Linked DNA regions of Mus musculus: region 2 is linked to region 1. A link is a loop called in an ENCODE intact Hi-C map of the cell type or tissue named here. Cell type or tissue: heart. All regions are shown on one strand. Each heading gives the region's core, and the rest is flanking DNA. Links, peaks and the distances in the headings are about the cores only. Region 1 overlaps Pcsk6 (proprotein convertase subtilisin/kexin type 6). Region 2 has its middle 11 kb from the start of Gm33234.

The links. A loop is a pair of places that touch in the nucleus more often than their neighbours do. Peaks named below come from ENCODE experiments on the same cell type or tissue, not always from the same donor. Only the 100,000 strongest peaks of a DNase experiment are listed, where the experiment ranks them.
Region 2: a loop joins it to region 1, with 11 times the contacts of the local background. A loop is called at or near these places in 11 of 42 quality-filtered maps.

The regions. Positions count from the first base shown.
Region 1 is chr7:65,933,502-65,937,893 of GRCm38, reverse strand. All of the region lies in intron 6 of Pcsk6 (proprotein convertase subtilisin/kexin type 6), which reads right to left. Among named protein-coding and RNA genes, the nearest start is that of Gm51486, 5.0 kb to the right of the region's middle. In heart, for the core only: a CTCF peak has its summit at 2,490 (motif pointing right); no DNase peak of the experiment used is centred there.
Region 2 is chr7:65,702,401-65,706,792 of GRCm38, reverse strand. No RefSeq gene overlaps it. Among named protein-coding and RNA genes, the nearest start is that of Gm33234, 11 kb to the right of the region's middle. In heart, for the core only: a CTCF peak has its summit at 1,893 (motif pointing left); a DNase peak (open chromatin) is centred at 1,892; H3K4me3 peaks cover 704 bases; H3K27ac peaks cover 708 bases.

The DNA.
Region 1 (4,392 bases), core at 237-4,236:
GATTATCAACAGCTCAATGGAGCAGTAACCTGGAATGATATGAAGGAACGATACTTGGGAGCAAACAGAATTTAATTCTAAGAAGGAAAGAAATAAATACATGAATATGATTTATTATGTTACACAGACCAAATGGCACATGTGTGTGAAAAAGAGTATAATCATCTCTGCAGATGCCCTTTAAAGGGACATCTGACAAAACCCAATATCCACTCCTCATCAAAACGCTCAGAAATCCAGGAATACAATACAGTTGTTTCAATTTGATAAAGGCCAACAACCGGAAATGAACAAAAAGACAGCCACAAATGGTTTAATACTATTTCTGCATGCACGAAACACAACAACAGAACCCATAAACCACGCCCATTTAGTAATTATCAGGAGTCCATAGTTACCTACTTAAGGTGTAAGAAAGAAATGAGTCGCCAATGTTAGAGGCCGCCCAGCACTGTCTCACAGATGGCTGCTATTTACGTACAGAAAAGCCATAAAAGCTCATAGCACCAACAGCATCCAAACAAGACAGCCGGGAACAAACACACTGCCTTTCCTATGTCCACTTCAGCAATGACCGATTATAAATATATACTAAATACCAACCTAGACATAACTCTAATTAAGTAGGAAAGTGTTGTATGGAGGAAGTGATAAAGCTTAAGAGAAGCTTTGAAAAAAAAAAAACCTAAAACTATAGATACATACCATGATGCTCCAGGGTGGAAAGACTCATTATTGTAAGGATGTCAATTCTCCCCCAAATTAATCTATACTTTTACATGCAATGCCAATCGAAACCCCAAAAGGAATTTTCATTGACAGGAAAACTTTCCAGCCCAGCTGAGAGAAGACTACTCAGGACATTTTTGAAAAAAGAACTATAAGAGAAAATTCAATCTGTTAGTTATCAGGAAAAAAAAAACGAACTATCTAAACAATAATGATGGCATTGATAGAACTCAGACTAATGAAGCATCAGGGAGGAGCCCGTGTACACAGAGGATGCAGGGTGGGAAAAGACAGTGTGTACATTCAAGCTGAAAAAGAATCTGAGAAAGGCTGGGGGCAGGTTCTCCATCCTACTCAATATTCACAGAAAAAAAAAAAACATTCCATAGGAATCAGGAGGCCCACATAAAAGATAACTCCATTAAAGCTCTTGGATAAATTATTGTCCTAAAACTACTTTTCCAGAGGAAACACAAGAGAAACAATTTTATTTTTCATGGGCTTTTCTTAAGCTAGATCCCAAACTCCAGCATCATAAAAGGAGGATAAACAAATTTGGCATTATAAAAATTTCATCAGGTTTTTATTGAAATGTTACACTCAGAAAAAGAACACAAGTAATCTATGTGTACCTCAAGACCTTAATAAAAAATTAAAATCTTCGGAAATGAAATACATCAGAGACTGCTGATTAAATGTACCATGGACTCCCCACTCTGAAAATAACGTCTCTGTTGGTCCTTGGCATATTAATCTATCCTGAACATAGGTGGGAGACCTAATGCCAGTATGGCCAGGGTGCTGCTGGTGACAGGGAGAATTTGTTTCCTAAGATAATTTGGATAAATCCACTATTTCCTTTAGTTATTTTTATGTGCTAAAACTTGCAAAAATCTTACAGTTTTAACAAAGAAAGTTGTTAAAATTTACTACCTTTGATTAAACAGGTAGGCTTTTCTTGTTTTTGTTTTTAGAAGCCCATCTGTGGTGATTTTAAACTATGTCATTTTTCTCTTCAAAAGGTGCAACCAAATTCCTATCTTTTGGGGGATGTAGTGATGCACTTCTAATAGCAGAATATGGCTGCAGAGATGGTATGTAGCCTCTGGGACTAGATCATAAAAGATATTGAAACCTCATGATGTAAAACTCACAAAGAATCAATAAAAGTTTAAAAAAAAAAGACACTGTGGCAAGATGGTTATTTCTCTCTTGAATCATGGCACTTGGGGGAATTAGTTCCCATGCTATAGGGACACTCAAGCCATCATGAAGAAAGATAGGTATTTTGAGAAACCAGTGCCCCAACCCACAGCTGCCAAGGAGTTAAGGACTCTCACCAGCAGTCATATGCAGCCCTTCTTGAGAGAGGATCCCAAGGAAAGTGGTCAGATCTCAAACAGCCAACTACCTAACTTCACCTTGAAGAGTGACTGAGCCTGAACCACTTGGTGTAGCCATGTTCTGCTAAATGAGACATGGTTGTTGCTTGAGAAATCTTAGTTTGGGATGGTTGTCATGTGGCAAAGGCTAACAAATGTGAACTCTACTAGTTTAAAAAATATAATATACACACACACACATATATATATACACATATCATATATGTATATATGCATATATGTGTGTATATATGTATGTGTGTATGAATGAATTCTAAGTTGTAGTTTCAGTAAGGGTAGAGGAGCTCACAGCAGGCCACCTCTTCACAGATAATAATTACAGACCCTGGGAAACATACATTTTTAAGGGCATCAGAAAGCAACCAGAAGAGGGCAGAGATAGATAGGAATTTACTGGTTTAAAGGAAAGCATTATCTTGGGTTTCCACGTTTAGATGGATTTCTGAGACAGGCTCTCTGTTGAAGTCAATTGTGACAGGACACAGATTTCAAGAAGCTGAGAGAAGAATCTGAGAGAGGGTCCAGGAAAGGCATAGTGTTCACTCACTCCTCTGACAGAGCCCTGAACATGTGTCTAGGCAATGTTCTTTTTAAAAAAATCTAGGAGGAAGACATCAGGCACAAGCCTGAACATGCCAAGCAGATGTCTCGAGCACTCTGCACCCCAGGACTGCAGGTTTCCACTGAAATACCAAAAGTTTTGCTACAAGAGCAAAAGCTATGTTCCTGGCAAAGAAGTCTGTGAAATGATGAATGAGTCTTTCAAAATTCAAATGTATATTATTGCTATAACAACATTTTACAGCATCCAGAAAAAAAAATCAACAGGCTCCAAATTCTATAGTATAGATTATTTTTATTATATAATAAATTTTACTATATAATGATACAATAAAAATAACTAGACATGCAAAGTAGAAGAATATGTGAGCCACTGTAAAGAGCAGAATTAATCATTAGGGACATAAAAATGACTGGGCTACTGGACTTTGTACAAAAGACTCTGCAGTAACTGACTACCACGCAGGGGTGTTTATGATAAAAGATACTTACACAATGAAGTTATGGGAGCCTCAGGGAAGATTTAGAGATGGTTACAAATAAGATAAAGCAAACTGAAAACTTAAGGCAGAAAAATACAATAGCCAACACTTTTAATACCATGGGATTAAGAATAGACCAGATGCAGTAAAAAGGAGGCATAACAAGAACCGTCTAACTCAAAGCAAACAGAGAAGCAGATTTTAATACAGGAAGGCACCTCAGTGAGCTATGAGGTGTGTAATGGTTTGTATATCCTTGGACCAGGGAGTAGCACCATCTGGAGGTGTGGCCTTGTTGGAATAGGTGCGACCTGGTTGGAATGGGTGTGTCACTGTGGGTGTGGACATAAGATCCTCACCTTAGTTGCCTGGAAGTCAGTCTTCCACTAGCAGCCTTTGGATGAAGACATAAAACTCTCAGCTCCTCCTGTGCCATGCCTGCCTGGATGCTGCCATGCTCCCACCTTGATGATAATGGACTGAACCTCTGAACCTGTAAGCCAGCCCCAATTAAATGTTGTTTTTTATAAGACTTGCCTTGGTCATGGTGTCTGTTCACAGCAGTAACTAACTAAGACAAGGTGTGTGTGTGTGTGTGTGTGTGTGCAGTTCCCAACCTGTGGGTCACAACCCCTTTGGGATCAAATGACCCTTTCACAGGTCCTGCATAGCAGATATTTACATTGCAACTCTTAACAGTAGCAAAATTACAGTTATGAAGTAGCAATGGAATAATTTTATGGTTTGGGGATGAGGAACTATATGTAGTAAAGGGCTGCCGCATTAGGAAGCTTGAAAGGCACTGGTCTAAAGAGAGAGCCAATATGAACTCTCTGAGAATCTGCAAACTCCAATCAGGAATAATAGAGAGAAAATGGCACAAAAGGCCAGGATAATTGCAAAAATGTAATAGTTTAAAAAGCATCATCAAGCTTCCACAGAAGAGAGCACACAGCACAAGATGGCAGCCAGGATGGCACCTGGCTCACCCTCAGAGGGAGCCATGAGCAGGAGACAGGAGAACGACATCTTTAAAGCATTCAAAGTGGCAGGCTAGAATCCTGCTCAGCACAACCTCTTTCCACCATGACAACAAAGATCAGTTCAGAGCCAGGAATTCAATCTCAATTCCTGGGACTCATAGGGCGGGAAGCAAGCGGCGCTCCCCCAGGTTTTCCTCTGACCTCTGTACGCATGGGCATACAACCCCATACTAA
Region 2 (4,392 bases), core at 137-4,136, 230 kb after region 1:
TATTTTCTGTTTGTCTTTTTATTTAATTTTATTTTATTTTTACGGAGAGATGTTATTATCCAGCTGTTCTCTACCATCATTTAAAAATCTTTTAAAAGCAGATTTACTTAGTATTAATTGTGTGTGCACTAACTGCTGAGCTATCTCTCCAGCACTCATAGCACCTTTTCAATAATGTTAGCAATACCTGCAGATATTCTGTTCCCTCTCAAGACATGCCCAATGGTTCGCGCATCGCTCACCCATTGTGTACCTCACTTATGTTAGGCACCGCTCTTCAACCTTACTGTTTTCACAGAACAGAAACTATGTTACACGTCAGCATGTGTTCACGTCCCACTTTATTATTTTTATAAGAAAACAATGGATTTATAGAAGGTAATTTCAATACCTCGAATTCAAGAACGTGGAGTAAACTTTTCTAGATTATCAGGTCAATGGACCAGGTGTTATGGACCCTCCTTCAGAGGCTCAGGCTTTGAATACTCATTTCCTAACTTGCAGCACTGTTTTGAAGGCTGTGTAGATTTTAGGCTGTGTAACCTAGCTGGCAAAAAGTAGGTGACCAGGGGTCTGTCTTTGAAGGACATACCTGGCTCTGGTTCTAGGCTCTGCTCTCTGCCTCCTGTTTGTACCATGTTAAGAGTCACTGCCTCATACTCCTGCCTCTAAGCAGGCAGCTACTCCTGATGCTACATCTTCCTCACCACGGTGGACTGAAACTTCTGTGGAACCAGGAGCCAAAGCAGGTCTGACCTTCCCGAAGTTGCTGCTGTTAGGTGTTCAGTCACAGTGAGAATAAAAGTAATGTAGAACTGGTACAGAAGAAATGGGGCCACTGGTGGGATGACGGAACCTTGTGTTTGACTTTGGAGTTGGGTTACAGTAGAAACTTGAAAGAGTCTAGAGCTGTGGGCTGTTCCTCCACCTCCACTGCTGTCAAAATCTTGCCACTCAAGGAAGTGGGCCTATCTATAGGAAGTGACTAGTCGTGGGGGCTGAACCCTCATGGATTACAGGAGCTCTAGGGGGACCCTGTTTATGAATAGGATGTGATGACCCAGAAAGACAGTGCCAAGATGAAAGGGGTCCTCAGTGTCTCTAACTCCACCAGCACTTGGATATTAGACTTCCCAACCTCCAGCCCAGCGGACACAGAACCTGAAAGTCACACTCAAACCTGGCACCTGGTTGCCAGCAGGGTTTCGGGGGCTGTGACGCATGGAGCCTCCTCTAGGAGCCTCTGCAAGTACGGGTCTTTCTGTGGGTCCCTTCGGGGCTCATGCATGAGTTCACCACTGTGTTTCAAGACTCATTCTTTGTGAATCTGTTTAAACTGTACTTGAAAGGTTCTGTCTCAGAGCCCAGCGTGTAAGCTTCTGGGTATACTTCCAGCTAATGCCCCACTGCCCCCAAAAGCTACCCCTTCCTGCCAACTTTTTAGTATTTGGGGCATAAGTTCACTCAGGACCCCCTCTACGGAGTGTTGACATTCTCAGCTTTAAAACCTGCTGCTTATCTGAGACCTGGAGGCCACAGGGAGACCAACTGTACAGCATGTTGTTAATTCTTTCTTTCACTATCACGTTTAAGTCAGCAACACCCCCGAGGCACTTCCCTTGCTCCACCTCCGCCATTCAAAAGGGAAAGCCTACAGAGCTTTGTTCATAGTGCTAAGGAAGGGCAGGAAGACAGAGTTGGCGAAAGGGTTACCTCTTGCAAAAGAATATAAAAAGTTACTTTCTACACAAGAACACCTGCTTAACCGTCTCCCAGATAAGAGAAGTCAGCCGACTCTTGGAAAAGCCCACACAGCTGGAAACACTGCTAAACTCAAGCTTGGCAATTTCAGGAAACAGCATTGGAACGTAAGGGGCGCGCCCTCTAGTGGCCAGAACTGGAACTGCTCCCACCTACACCCATGTCTCTAATCAGAGATCCTGGAAGATGAACCATCCTTAAAGAGGCGCAAAACCAATTCTCAACAATAACAGAACTTCTGGGGGAACCATCATCCCTGACCGCAAGCTGTACTACAGAGCAATAGTGATACTGGTACAGAGACAGACAGGTTGATCATGGAATAGAATCGAAGACCCAGACATAAAACCACACACAGACACTCGATCTTTGGCAAAGAAGACAAAAATATACAATGGAAAAAAGAAAGAATCCTCAATAAATGGTCTAACTGGCAGTATGTAGAAAAAAATGAAAATAGATCCATATTTGTCACCTTGTACAAAGCTCAAGTCCAAGTGGATCAAGGAATTCAACATAAAACCAGATACACTGACTCTAATTGAAGAGAAAGTGGGAAAGAGCCTCCAACTCATTGGCATGGGGAAAGGGGGAGGATTTACAAAACAGAACTCCAATGACTCAGGCTCTAAGATCAAGAATTGATAGATGGGACCTCATGAAACTAGAAAGCTCTTTAAGGCAAAGGACACTGTCAGTGGGACAAATTGGCAACCTATAGATTAGGGAAAATTTTCTTCACTAACCCTACATCCGATAGAGGGCTAATATCCAAAACATATAAAGAACTCAAGTTTCCTCCAAACAGTTCTTGCTTATAGAGCTAAACAGAGAATTCACAACAGAGGAATCTCAAATGACTGAGAAGCACTTAAAGAAATGTTCAAAGTCCTTAGTCATCAGGGAAATGCAAATCAAAACGACCCTGAGATTCCACTTTATACCAATCAGAACGGCTAAGATCAAAAACTCAGGTGATAGCACATGTTGGAGAGGATGTGGAGAAAGAGGGACACTCCTCTATTGCTGGTGGGATTGCAAACTGGTACAACCACTCTGGAAATCAATCTGGAGGTTCCTCAGAAAATCAGAAATAGATCTATCTGAAGACCCAGCTATACCACTCTTGGTCATATACTCAAAAGATGCCCCACCATACCATAGGGGCATGATGCTTCAATCCTACTTGGGAGGGAGAAGAAAACAATCACAGGAGGCAAAAGGGGGGGACCTTGGTGGGAGGGAGGGAGGGAGGGAGGGAGGGACCTTGGTGAGAGAGGGGAGGGGAAGAGGGAGTGTAAAAGGGGAACATGATCAGGTGTGGGGTGGTGGGGACAGGAGAGAAGCCCTGAGAGCCAGAAGAATGGATGGAAATATGCAACCTGGGGGTGGGGAGATTGGGGAAACCTCTAGAAAGTAACCGAGTCCTGGGAGGTGAAAGACTCTCAGGACTCAAAGGGAGGGACCTTAGATGAAATGCCCAACTCATTGCATCTACCTCCAGTAGAAAGGCAGGGCATCAACTGGAGGGACGGGGTTGCCATCCCACAGTCAAAAACTCTGACCCAGAATTGTTCCTGTCTAAAAGAACTGCAGGAACAAAAATGAAGAGGAGACTGAGGGAAAGGCGGTCCAGTGACCAGTCCAAGTTGGGATCATCTCAAGGGGAGGCTCAAAGGCCTGACACTCTTACTGATGCTACGTTGTGCTCACAGACAGAAGCCTAGCATGGCTGTCCACTGAGAGGCCCAACAAGCAGCCGACCAAGACAGAAGCGAATACTTAGACCCAACCAAAGGACTGAAGTCGGGGACTTCTGTGGTTGAATTAGGGAAAGAATGGAAGAAGTTGAGAAGGGTGACCCCATAGGAAGACCATCAGTCTCAACTAACCCGAACCCCTGAGATCTCTCAGACACTGAGCCACCAACCAGGCAGCATACATGAGCTGGTTCACATATACAGCAGAGGACTGCCTGGTCTGGCCTCAGTGGGAGAAGATGCATCTAACTCTTGGGAGTTGAGGCTCCAGGGAGTGGGGAGCCCTGGTGGCAGGGAGGGCGGGGGGCGGCGGGGGGTGTGTGTCAGTGGGGCGTGGGAGGGGCATCTTCTTGGAGACAGGGGGAGGAGGAATGGGATGAGAAACTGTGGGCGGGCAGAGTGGGAGGGGGCAATGACTGGATCATACTTTAAGGCAGCCCACACTTAAATCATCTAAAGAAAGGCTTGCCCTCTGGGGTTTCTTTTTCCCTTGGAGACAGGCTTTGTCTCTGCATTCTAGCCTGGAACATACCACGTGGTGGTCCAGGTCATCTTCAAAATTCCTGCAACATACTCCCTGCCTCAGCTTCCTAAGTGCCAAGGAGACAGGCATGAGACGCCGCAGCTGGCTGTCCTGTGCGGTCAGTAGAAATATTCCCCAGAGGTACGCTATGGCTTCTGGATCTAGATGTTGGCTAGCAGTCTTGTGCAGATATTAAATGTAGGACTCAGTTTCAGAACCAACCCTGAGCAAGGCTCCCCTGGACTACACTGTTACTGTCTTTTCTCTTCCATAAAGGCCTACAACAGATCTGGGACCACTCAGAAAACACTTGTCACACAAGGAATTTTTTTTTTAACACTTCCAGTG